4 separate regions of the Homo sapiens genome follow, and all the other regions are linked to region 4. Evidence: chromatin contacts called from ENCODE Hi-C or POLR2A ChIA-PET data. All regions are on one chromosome and are shown on one strand. Each heading gives the region's core, a stretch centred on a gene start or an enhancer-like site at or near the end of the contact. The rest is flanking DNA. Distances are from core to core; before and after follow the strand shown.

What was found. Hi-C counts contacts between places; a loop is a spot of excess contacts on that map. ChIA-PET counts read pairs that join two places held with the same protein, here RNA polymerase II (POLR2A). Pooled maps may share reads with other maps.
Region 1: a loop to region 4 is called in a map of PC-9, with 11 times the contacts of the local background. The contact joins the enhancer-like site here to the promoter of SRPK2 in region 4. A Hi-C loop is called at or near these places in 2 of 168 maps with a recorded cell type or tissue (PC-9 and naive thymus-derived CD4-positive, alpha-beta T cell), 1 of 37 single-sample maps with no recorded cell type and 13 of 50 pooled maps. POLR2A ChIA-PET finds 5 or more read pairs at or near these places in 5 of 52 experiments (CD8-positive, alpha-beta memory T cell, HEK293, WTC11 and 2 more).
Region 2: a pooled map shows a loop between it and region 4 (2.3-fold over the local background). The contact joins the enhancer-like site here to the promoter of SRPK2 in region 4. A Hi-C loop is called at or near these places in 4 of 50 pooled maps. POLR2A ChIA-PET finds 5 or more read pairs at or near these places in 2 of 52 experiments (activated CD4-positive, alpha-beta T cell and activated T-cell).
Region 3: a loop to region 4 is called in a map of sigmoid colon, with 4 times the contacts of the local background. The contact joins the promoter of LINC01004 here to the promoter of SRPK2 in region 4. A Hi-C loop is called at or near these places in 7 of 168 maps with a recorded cell type or tissue (PC-9, Right ventricle myocardium inferior, chondrocyte and 3 more), 1 of 37 single-sample maps with no recorded cell type and 26 of 50 pooled maps. POLR2A ChIA-PET finds 5 or more read pairs at or near these places in 6 of 52 experiments (AG04450, B cell, CD4-positive, alpha-beta memory T cell and 3 more).

The regions. Positions count from the first base shown.
Region 1 is chr7:104,942,966-104,946,032 of GRCh38, forward strand. All of the region lies in intron 1 of LOC101927902 (a long non-coding RNA gene), which reads left to right. Among named protein-coding and RNA genes, the nearest start is that of LHFPL3-AS2, 18 kb to the left of the region's middle. RefSeq lists enhancers at 934-993, 1,634-1,683, 1,994-2,303, 2,097-2,391, 2,624-2,693. Within about 2 kb of position 1,571, at least 37 of the 41 ENCODE cell types and tissues checked have a DNase peak (open chromatin) inside an H3K27ac peak, as active enhancers do.
Region 2 is chr7:105,096,415-105,099,159 of GRCh38, forward strand. All of the region lies in intron 15 of KMT2E (lysine methyltransferase 2E (inactive)), which reads left to right. Among named protein-coding and RNA genes, the nearest start is that of KMT2E, 84 kb to the left of the region's middle. Within about 2 kb of position 1,402, at least 2 of the 41 ENCODE cell types and tissues checked have a DNase peak (open chromatin) inside an H3K27ac peak, as active enhancers do.
Region 3 is chr7:104,989,580-104,992,442 of GRCh38, forward strand. It overlaps LINC01004 (long intergenic non-protein coding RNA 1004), which reads right to left and starts at 1,586. Exons shown (of 1, transcript NR_039981.2): 1 at 1-1,586.
Region 4 is chr7:105,387,637-105,390,486 of GRCh38, forward strand. It overlaps SRPK2 (SRSF protein kinase 2), which reads right to left and starts at 1,285. Exons shown (of 16, transcript NM_182692.3): 1 at 1,155-1,285; 2 at 1,012-1,066. The coding sequence starts at 1,170. RefSeq lists silencers at 436-535, 636-755, 1,096-1,225, 1,256-1,325, 1,336-1,385 and 1 more.

The DNA.
Region 1 (3,067 bases), core at 321-2,820, 440 kb before region 4:
GAGTGAGGCATAGGAGGCACTCAACATGGGTGCAAAATTCAATTTTTTTTTTTTAGATGGAGTCTCGCTCTGTCACCCAGGCTGGAGTGCAGTGGAGCGATCTCGGCTCACTGCAACCTCTGCCTCTCAGGTTCAAGCTGATTCTCCTGCCTCAGCCTCCCGACTAGCTGGGATTACAGGTGTGTGCCACCACAGCCAGCTGATTTTTGTATTTTTAGCAGAGACGGGTTTCACTGTGTTGGCCAGGCTGGTCTTGAACTCCTGACCTCAGGTGATCCACCCACCTCAGCCTCCCAAAGTGTTGGGATTACAGGTGTGAGCCACAATGCCGGGCCCATGGGTGCAAAATTTAAGGGGCCGCCAAAAAACTCAGTAAACAAGATAAATATTTTAGTGCAGTTCTTTTAAAATTTTTGATATTTTGTTCATCGTGGATAATTTTTTATTTTTATTTTTTAGTGGTTGCATTAAAATATTGTTTATCATGGTTGCTGAGTCTTTTGGCACCCATTGGACTTTGTACGCTGATCCGGTACCTCCTTCTTCTCAATCTAGTCTCAGTCTCTGAAGAGCAGAGTGCACTCATCTCAGCTCCGATCTCTAACCAGTGCTGGCTTGTGAGAACCGGCTTGAAGAAGATTGATAGGTTGATGGTTGGGCTGGAGCGTAGAGTGGCTGGAGGCCCCGTCTACCTCTTTCAGAAAGCCACGAAAACAGATAGGCAGGGGGCCAAGTCTATTGTTCCAAAGTTTCCACAGGCCTTGAACGGCCCTTGGGCTTTGCGGTCTGGTGATCAGAGCTGTAAAGGTTTCTAAACAATCAGAGGCCTTTGATATGGTTGCCAACACCCACATTTTCCATTCTGGGAACAATGCCATCAAGGGCCACAGCCTCAGTCCCCCACCTAAGTGAGGAAGTGTCTGCTGGTTGCTGGTAGGAGCAGGTCCTGTGAGGGCAAGGGTCAGAAGGACAGAGGAGTCTTCTTATCCTGGCTGCTCGCCTTTTCCCTCTGGTCACCTCACCCTTTTGCATGTTCAAAATCTATGCTCATCTTATCTAGCCCATTCCTCTTGGCTAAAGCCAGCACACATCCTGTTCCTCTCAATGGGAGAACTATCCGGGCAATTGCATTTAAAGGTTTTCTTGCATTGGTTCGGAATTTGCCCTGGCTCTGCCCTTATTTCCTGATCCCAGTGTAGTTTCTTTATTCAGGTGTGCAAAAGAGTGAGCTATTTTGTTATGGAGGCAGAGAGAAACAACCTCAGGTTCCTCTAATAATGCCTTTAGAACTCTCTTCTGAATAACTGGGGCGTTAAATTCATCGACAAAATCCCTTTGGGAGATACACCATCTGGGGACCCCCTCAAAGGTAGATATCTGGGCTAATTTGACTGCTATTTTGCAGGAATGCAGGTGGGCAAAAGATAGTTTCCACTAGGTCAGAATGTTTTTTCCACTTTCTGTTCTTTGTTATTTTGCTCACTTCCGGTGTGAAAGCACTGAATTTCAGAATTAGATGAAACTTATAGTAAAGGCCTGCCACAAGGTCTTTGTCAACCCCATATCCTGGTGACCAAACTAGATTTCATGACGTCAATCATTTCAAAAACACAGGCTCTTCCAACGGCGTCAGCAAGCAGAAATCCTGTTCACAAACACTGTTCTAAATCAGTCTTTATTTTATTTTATTTTTTTTGAGACAGAGTCTCACTCTGTCGCCCAGGCTGGAGTGCAGTGGCACTATCTTGGCTCACGGCAACCTCCACCTCCCGGGTTCAAGGAGTTCTCCTGCCTCAGCCTCCCGAGTAGCTGGGATCACAGGTGCCTGCCACTACACCCAGCTAATTTTTTGTATTTTTAGTAGAGACGGAGTTTCACCATGTTGCCCAGGCTGGTCTCAAACTCCTGACCTCAGGCGATCCGCCCGCCTCGGCGTCCCAAAGTGTTGGGATTACAGGCATGAGCCACTGCGCCCAGCCAAATCAGTCTCTTAATACTGAGTCTGAATCTCTTGAGATTTTAGCCCCTCAGTGCTGACCTGATGGAGATGTGCCTTTTTTTTTTTTTTCCGGGGAAGTATTCACTTCAACTCCCACAACCCCCGAGGAATGACTAGTGGGTTTCTTTCCCCTCCCCTCGGGTGGCCTTGTGAGGAAGCCAGGAAGTACTGTGAGCGGCAGGGCCTGGGAGAGCCCCTGTGGCCGACAGGAGGAGATCAGCCTTCATCGCACTCTCAGAAACGGAAGTGTGGGCGTGTGTTATGTTGCTGCAGCAACCAAAGGCAACCGAGCAGCAAACCTCAGATGACTGAGCCCAGCCCATTCAACGAGGGGGAGTTTCAGGTGGCCTGTGTTCCCCAGGGACTGGGCCTAGCTCAATCGGGAAAAGTCAGCATCCAAAAGTCCTCAATGACGCAGAGGAAGCCAGGAGAAAACAGTCAATGGCTAGTCATCACTGATTCGTGGTCACAGGCGTTAGAACAGGAAGGATCTGCACAGATCAGCCTCTCCCACCCCTCACTTTCCTGATAAAGGAACTAAAGTCCGGAAAGTACTTGCTCAGAGTCCTACTGCCAGTGGGTGTGAAAGCCAGAACCACCACCCTCATTGCCTTCTGTATACATAGCTTTAACAGTTTGCAAACACTCTTATATGCTTTAATTTCATCTGATCCTGGACTGAGAGCAAATATTTGTATTTCAACCAAAAGGCCAAATGCTCAGTTTCCTCATCTGAGAGGATAATAAGAGTACTTTTCTAATGGAATTCTTTTTTTCTTTTAATTTTTGGTAGAGACAGGGTCTCACTATGTTGCCCAGGATGGTCTTGAACTCCTGGCCTCAAGAGATCCTCCCAACTGCACCTCTCAAGTGCTAGGATTACAGGCATGAGCCATTGCTCCCTGTCCTCTAATGGAATTTTTGTTAGGATTAAATGAGTTAATAGTTTGGAGATTTGAGAGACTATAATAGAGGAAACCTCTCTTCCCTTCCCAAGTTCTGAGTAATTAAGAGCTGGGCAAGGAGAAATAAAAACAAATGGGATTGGCCAGGAGCAGTGGCTCTCTC
Region 2 (2,745 bases), core at 152-2,651, 290 kb before region 4:
GCTTAAAATTGAGTCCACAGAAGATGATTCAGTGTGGTCTTCATATTTAAAAGGACGGACATTTGAGAAACGGTGAAAGGGTATGACAAGGAAGTCACGTAGGCAAGAGATTCCTGGACTTGTCAAGCAGGTATTATAGTCTAGTCTGGAATTTTTATACCACCACAACATAAACTTCATGAGGGAAAAAACTTTCAGTTTTATTCATTGTTGTAGCCCTAGCTCCTAGGGGAATAAAAAATGGTGGGCAAAAAAGTAGACCATCAATAAATGAGCTAACTGAATGTTTATAACAACCACTTGAGGAAAGATAGACAGACAGATACAGGCCCATGAATGTGAACTGAATGAAGCTTCCCTGTAGTTCAGGTAATGGATGATCTGGAGGCCTTGCCCTGAATTGTGCAGGATTCCCCACAATTTTCTCGGCTTTCATCCTTCACATCAAGTATTCCACGCAAGTATAATTTGAGATGCTTTGTGAAAAAGAGCCGTGACCAGTTTACTGTGATGAGCACTATACTATATTCTTCCTTTTCAGATTACCAGTGTACATGTGTTTAAAAACTTGACACAATTGTCAGATTTTCCTAAACTTGTATACCCTTGCAGTTTCTTGTGGATAACACCTTTGACCCCCACAGAGTGTTATTCAGTGGAACAGACTCTGTGGGAAAACACTGCAGAATCCATGCTGTTACTAAATGTCTCTAGGAAAACTTGACTGACTTCATTTAGAAAATCACTTTAGAATATGCAATGCTTTAATAATAAAATAGGATAAGTTTGTTGCCAGAAAAGTCATCTGGTGACAGGATTTGAGATGTTATCCAACTCCCTGTTCTGTCCTCCGTTGATGCTGATTTTTTTTGTAAGGTCCTGTTTTCTCTAATTGTAGAGACTGGGAATTTTATTTCTAAAGATAAGTAATTAATGACATTGTGGTGTTAGTGAAAGGGAACCTGTTTATTATTTTTTTCATTTTTTTTGAGACGGAGTCACACTCCGTTGCCAGGCCTGGAGTGCAGTGGCACAATCTTGGCTCACCGCAACCTCTGCCTCCCGGGTTCAAGTGATTCTCCTGCCTCAGCCTCCCAAGTAGCTGGGATTACAGGTGCCCACCACCACGCCTGGCTAATTTTTTGTATCTTTAGTAGAGATGGGGTTTCACCATGTTGGCCAGGCTGGTCTTGAACTCCTGACCTTGTGATGATCCACCCACCTCTGCCTCCCAAAGTGCTGGGATTACACGCGTGAGCCACTGTGCCCAGCCACCTATTTTTATTAGGTACTCAGTTCAAACAAAATGAGGTTAATCAGCTTTAACTGCCTTCTAATAAATTCAAGATTTCCAAAATTGTTGAAATGCTTCCAGTTAGTTACATGTCTTTAAGTAACGTGATACGTGCTTGACATAATGTACACATGGTTCTTACTCATTTAAAAACAATGTGAGTGCTTGCCATTTGAGATATCGGATGAGCAAAGAAGGAAAGGTCACTGCTCTGGAAAAGCTTTCGTAGAGAATGGGGTAGAGGAAATAACAAACGAGTATCAAAATAATAAAGAGTGCCATGAGTATAAATTCCATCATCACATGATAGAGGAAATGGAGACACCACACAAGCCATACGTGTTATTTTGGAATGATTTTTATTAGTAACAAATAATCTTACCCATCTTTTTAGATTTATAAGTTTATCTTTGTTATATAAAAGGGTAACAAGTTTTTTTGAGCAAGGAATCATTTAATTTCTCTATTTCAAGACCAAAGAAGAATAGGGTGATTTTGTAGGTGGGCTCTGGCTTTCCTTTTCCTATTTTTTTTTTTTTTTTTAGATAAAGACAGGGCCTCGCTCTGTTGCCCAAACTGGAGTGCAGTGGTATGACCAATAGCTTACTGCAGCCTCCAACTCCTGGACTCAAGCAATCCTCCTGCCTCAGTGTCTGGAGTAGCCAGAACTACAGGTGCATGCTACCATGTTCCACTAATTTTTTTGTTTGTTTCCTGAGACAGAGTCTTGCTTTGTCACCTGGCTGGAGTGCAGTGGCGCAATCTCAGCTTACTGCAACCTCCACCTCCCTGGTTTAAGTGATTCTCCTGCCTCAACCTCCTGAGTAGCTGGGACTACAGGCGCGTGCCACACCTGGCTAATTTTTGTTTTTTTAGTAAAGACAGGGTTTCACCATGTTGGCCAGGATGGTCTTGATCTCTTGACCTCATGATCCACCCTCCTCGGCCTCCCAAAGTGCTGGGATTACAGGCATAATAAACCACTGCGCCCAGCCTAAATTTTTTTGTGGAGATGGGAGTCTTGCTTTGTGATGGGGATATTATTAAGCAGACTGCTTATAGGAAATTACAATGCTTGGTATTTACTCTTGGAAAACCATAAACTAAGACATATGTCATAAAAACAATGTATAGATTTCATGGGAAATCTATCGAGTTTAGATTATATAGCACAGGTGTTAGGGGCTATGGAAAGTCTGCAGGGGTTAATTAGGAATCCTAATTTCTCTATCTCCAGAGTCAGCTCTAACTACCTCAAAGAATAAAACTTATTTTTCAGTTAGAGCTATAAAATGGGAGGCAAATTTTGTCTTTAAATAGGTACCATATACATGGCTGTGTCAAAGAATGTACTGTATGTAATGGTGACTAGAAAAGCTGAATGATGTATGACCTTTAAGAAATTAAAAATAAATGTAGAAAATCAGGCACGTTTATGTTCCAAAATATTT
Region 3 (2,863 bases), core at 336-2,835, 400 kb before region 4:
TTCTTGTTTATATATTTGGCAGTTGTGTAAACTTTGGTCCTAGGAATAGAGAGAGATATGAGTCTCCAGGGACAGCAAAAACAATCAAATGGTAAAGAAGAGAGGCCATATTTTCTTTAACACCCTTAATTCCATCCTTATCTCTGCTCTTGGGTGCTTATACAGCACATTATTTGTAACTGTAGTCACTCTAAATTATCCCTTACTGCCTCTTTGATGAGGAAGAATGATTAACACAATGGAATGTTGGAAGGTTTAAAGTCTACACCTCATCTTTCCTGGTATCCTTGAATTTACTAGTCAGGAGGAGTTAAAATATAGTCATCTTTAAAAAAATCTCTCCCCTTTTCACTTCACAGTTCTTTATTTTATCCATATACTCTTAAGTGCAACTGCATTTTCTTTTGCCTTAACAGTTAAAGAATCCCACAGGGAATGATCATAGGCTACTCTGGTTTTCAATTTGGGGAAACCCTATACTTTAACTTGAATAAAATAACAAAGTCCTCCAAACTAATATGTGATTTCTGCCCAGAGCTCTGAAAGTCAAAGTAAAGAAATTCAATAAAGTGAGGGTAACAGGGAGTAAAGATGACTTTCAAGGTAGCCAAATGCCTCACCATCTAAATAATGACGCCCATCAATGAACAAACAAGATTCCCACTGTCCCATCTCCTATCCAGTGAAACACAGCCAACTTGATAATTTGTGCAGGGAAAGACTCTGTTTAGCTTATACCTTGAACCTAAGGGAAATTAAATTGCACATTTTCTGTTCCTGGCTAATCTTCTGAATAATGTACTGAACACAGTAGGAGTTAAGAATTAAAAATACCTGTCTGCAGTTTCAGAAACAATCACACACAAAATATTTGTTTATTTCCAGACTGATGAAAGACTGAATTTTTGGTCTCATGTATTTACTGTATTGTTTCATATATTTATCTATATGCTTTGGCTGTATTAACTTGTTGAAATAGTTTGTGGTTCTTTATATTTAGCTTTTATAAATAATTGAAAATCTAATGAATGCTTACTTAATAACCAATCTAAACTGGGGACTTCAAACATAGGGAGTCAAGTAATCTGGTTGTGTAATAAATAAGCAAGTTGTTATCTTTCAGGCTGAGGGCATATCAACCAAGCTAAAAGACGTGTGTGTATTAAAAAAAAAAAAAAGTCTACCAAACCACCATATGATATCCAAGGTTAACTATATAGGAGGTCTAATAACATTCAGAAGGTGCTAGATGAATATACCAAAAACATGCGGAATTAAATGATGAAAATTATTTACTGGCATTAGGACGGAATTTTTAATGTCAAATTTTAAAAATGGCCCATTAAAGTCCCAGCTCATGACATCTAAGTATCTGAAGACCCACTACTATTCCTTTTTCTTTTTCTGAGACTGTTACTCTGTCACCCAGGGTGGAGTGCAGTGGCATAATCTCGGCCCACTGCAACCTCTGCCCCTCGGGTTAAAGCAATTTTCATGCCTCAGCCTCCTGAGTAGCTACGATTACAGGTGTGTGCCACCACACCCAGCTAATTCTTACATTTTTAGCAGAGACAGGGTTTCACCATGTTGGCCACGCTGGTCTCATGACCTCACGTGCTCCACCTGTGTCAGCCTCCCAAGGTGCTGGGATTACAGGCCTGAGCCACCACAGCGAGCCAGATCTGCTATTCTTTTAAGTTACTAGTATTAAGTGATGCTTCTACTCTTGAGTTGCACCTCAGGATCTCAAGTTATTGGTTTGACCTTTAGGGAAAACAGTAACCGTAATAAAAAGATCACAATGTCTAAACATCTTGCAGTAATTCATTGTAAAAGTAGTAGGGTGAACTCTTACTATGCTTAAAATAACAGTTGATAGCCCCCCTCCACCTTTTTAAAAGATGCTTATGGCTGGGTGTGGTGGCTCACACCTGTAATCCCAGCACTCTTGAGAGGCCGAGGTGGGCGGATCACCTGAGGTCAGGAGTTCGAGACCAGCTTAGCCAACATACTGAAACCCCATCTATACTAAAAATACAAAAATTAGCTGGGTGTGGTGACACAAACCTGTAATCCCAGCTACTGGGGAGGCTGAGGCAGGAGAAATGCTTGAACTCGGGAGGCAAAGACTGCAGTGAGCCGAGATCTTGCCAGTGCATTCCAGCCTGGGTGATAGAGCAAGACTTTTTCTCAAAAAAAAAAAAAAAAGATGCTTATATTAAGTGGGGTGGGGGAAGGAGGGATGTATAGAAGTTGGTTAAATGGTACAACAGTAAAGTTAGAAGGAGTAAGTTCTACTATTTTACAGTACAGTAGGAAAATTATAGTTAATAATTTATATTGTATATTTCAAAATAGCCAGATTTGTAATGTTCCCAACACAAAGATGTTTGAGGTGATAGCTATTCCAACTACCCTGATTTGATCATTACACATGGTATACAATTATGAAAATATCACATGTGCCCCTAAAACATGCACAAATATTATCTATATCAATAAAAAGAAAGAAGTAAAGTGTTACATTAAGTGGGGAGTTTAGAAATAAAGCCTTCTCAGGCTGGGCACGGTGGTTCACGCCTGTAATCCCAGCACTTTGGGAGGCCAAGCGGGCAGATCACAAGGTCAGCAGATCAAGACCATTCTGGCTAATACGGTGAAACCCCGTCTCTACTAAAAAAGAAATAAAGCCTTCTCTCTCTCAACAAATCTAAACACTCCTAAGAAGAGATACTTTCTGGGCTAACAAGACTTTACCTGTTTGACAAGAAAAGTTTAGGCCATCAGAATATTCTAATTTTCTTAAAAAGAAAAATCCTCTTTCAGCGGTAGGTAGGTAAGATAAACTCCTAGAGTTCTGTAA
Region 4 (2,850 bases), core at 35-2,534:
AAATGTTTCTGGATTTTATTAAAGATAATGCTGGATTCTCGTTCCCCACAGTACCAAAGATGCCACACAGAGTATTCTTGCTCAAAAGAGCGAAGCAATTAATCTAGAGGAAGAGATAACGATGTCGAACGCTGGTAAATCAAAAAAATTAGGAGAGAGGAGTGGAAAAGGAGAAGACGCGGCGGCGCTGTGCGGTCTCGGAGCAGCTCTCCAGGAAAGGGTTCTTGGGCAGCGGCCCCCCTGCTCGGGTGAGCGGCCAGGCTGGAGGTGGCCGCCACGGGCGCGTTTTCCACTCCGACCGGCTCCCGCGCACACGCCCACCGCCCTGCGCAGCCCGCGACCCCGGCGCCCGCAGCGCACCCAAGTCACGCTCAACCCGAGCGGAAAGTTTCGAATCCAAACCCGAGAGCCGAAACGCACAGGTCTCGGGGCTGAACTCGCGCCAGGAACACGCCCGAGGCAAACCACTTGACAACCAGCTTAGGTTCTCAGCAGAAAGGCCGACAGGCGGGGGCCGGGGAGGAAGGGGAGGCGAGACACACGCCCTCCCGCACACTCGGCCCCTCCGCCTCCTCGGCCCGCGGCTCAGGTGGGAGCAACGCAGCCGCTGCACTCCCGCAGCGGGCGGGCCGGAGCCCAGCGGCAGACGCCGGGGCCCCTTCCGGAAAGGGCCGCGACCCCCGGGCCAGCTCGCGGGCAAGGGACGGGTGCGCACGCCCTGCCCGGCGCCTTTCCGCCGGCCTCCCGCCCGCCGGCCGGTGGCGACCCGGGGCGGGAGGTCGCGGGGTCGAGGCTCCGTGATGCTAGGGAACCGGCCGCGGCCCGCGCGCCCCTCCCCCGCCGCCGCCCCTCCCCCCGGGCCGCCCGCCGGGGGCAGGAGCCGAGCGCCAGCGTCCCGGGGGACCAGCCCGCCCGCCGGCCCGGGGACCCGGACAACTTTCCCCTGCGCGGCCGCGGGCGCCCCCGACGGGGCGGGGGTGGGGAACGGGGACAGGCGCAGCGTGGACTCACTTTTTCGGATGTTTCTCTCTTTTCGGCCTCCGCTTTCGGGCCTGAATGGCCAGCACTGGGGAAGAGAAGACACACATTAACGGTCGGGCCGCCCGCCCGGGCTGGCCGCGTGGCGGGGAGAGGGCGCGCCGCGGGCCACTCACCTTTCCGGGAGCTCATTCCGACGCGGCGGAAGCGGGGCGGGGGGCTTCGCGACGGCGACGCGGGCGCCGAGACGAGCTGGGCTGCAGCCTCCACTCGCTCCGCCGGCCGGGAGGAGACGAGAACCGCGCCTGCGCCGCCGCCGCCGCCGCCGCTCCAGCAGGGACCCAGCAAGACCCGCCCCCGTCCGGCCCCGCCCCCGCCCCGCCCCCACCCGCCGGCCCCGGGGGTCGGGACCCCAGCGCCGCGCGCCCAGCGCCCCGCGCCCCCGCCCCACCCACCTGTGCAGAAGTGGCCGCCGCCCATGGCCGCGCTGGCCCTCGGCCTCCCCCACCCCAGCCCGCGGCCCGGGCCTCCGCCTCCTGCGATCCTGCGGCTGGCCCAGGCCGCCCGCCTCTCCCGGGCACCGGACCCGCGGGACCCTCCCTCCCCGCCGCGGCCTCTCCCCTCCGCACCCCGGCCGGTCGCGCCGCCCGCTGCTCCATGCGCCCGTCCTTGGCCGGCGCCTCCGCGGGTCTCGCACCACCTCTCTTCCCGCGGCCTCTTCTCTCCCTTTGCTCCTCTACATCCTTGCAACCCCATGAGCGCCGCTTCCTCCTCTCCGGCAGGCGTGGAAAGGGCACACGACCAAAAGCTGGGAAACCTGGGTCCGCGATTAGCGGTGTGACCTTGGAGAAGTCATTTTCTCTCCCACCTCTAAGTGCCCTCCAGGATTGCATGAGTTTAATGAAGGAAAAGATACAGATAGCATTCAAGGTAGGACAAAGGTTTTGCACATGAATTGAAACTCGCTTCCGTAAACACCAGGTGTATAACAATTCAAAACAACAATCACACCAAGTAGTTATTTTCTGCATCCTACAATGAGGAAACTGAGTCCCAACGAGGTTAAAAAGTTTAACCAGCCAGGATCGAAATTCAGGCCTGGCCGTCGACAAACCACCTTATCAGGCTGCCTACAAAAGATGTGAATCAAGTTGATAGTGACACAAAAAGATAACTGCAATGTTCTCTTATTTATGTAAATAATTACAATAGTTTTTGAAAGATACGCATTCTGACTATTAACTCCCTCATTGGTCACACAACTGTATCTTTGACAAGGTGGCTTACACTAAGGATGATAAATCAGAACGGGAAACTCTGCTTGGATTTTGAAGAGTCCTTAACTTTTTATATTCAAAAAAATATCAAACCCTATAGAAAAGTTACAAGGAAAATACAATTAACAGCCAAATTAACCCATATTCACCAATTTTTAACATTCTGCCACATTTGCTATCTATGTGTCTGTGTGTATGGTTTATTTTGCTGAATCACTTGAGTTTTTGTAGACACTGTTACCCTTTATCCCTAAATATTTCAGTACATATCTACTAAGAATAAAGATAATCTCCCACATAATCAGAATTCCATGATCACTCCAAGAAACTTTCATACTAATACAATGTAATCATCTGTAACATACAGGCCATATATATTCAATTTTGCAAAATATCCCAGTAATATCCCTTGTCGCTGATTTTCTTTTTTTCCCAATTAGTCTACCATTAAGGATCATCCGTTGCATTTAATTGTCATGTCTTTTTAAACACCTTTAGTCTAGAATCATTCTTGGTTTTGTGTTTTGGTTTTCTTTCTATTTATTTATTTATTTTGAAATGGAGTCTCACTCTATCACCCAGGCTGGAGTGCAGT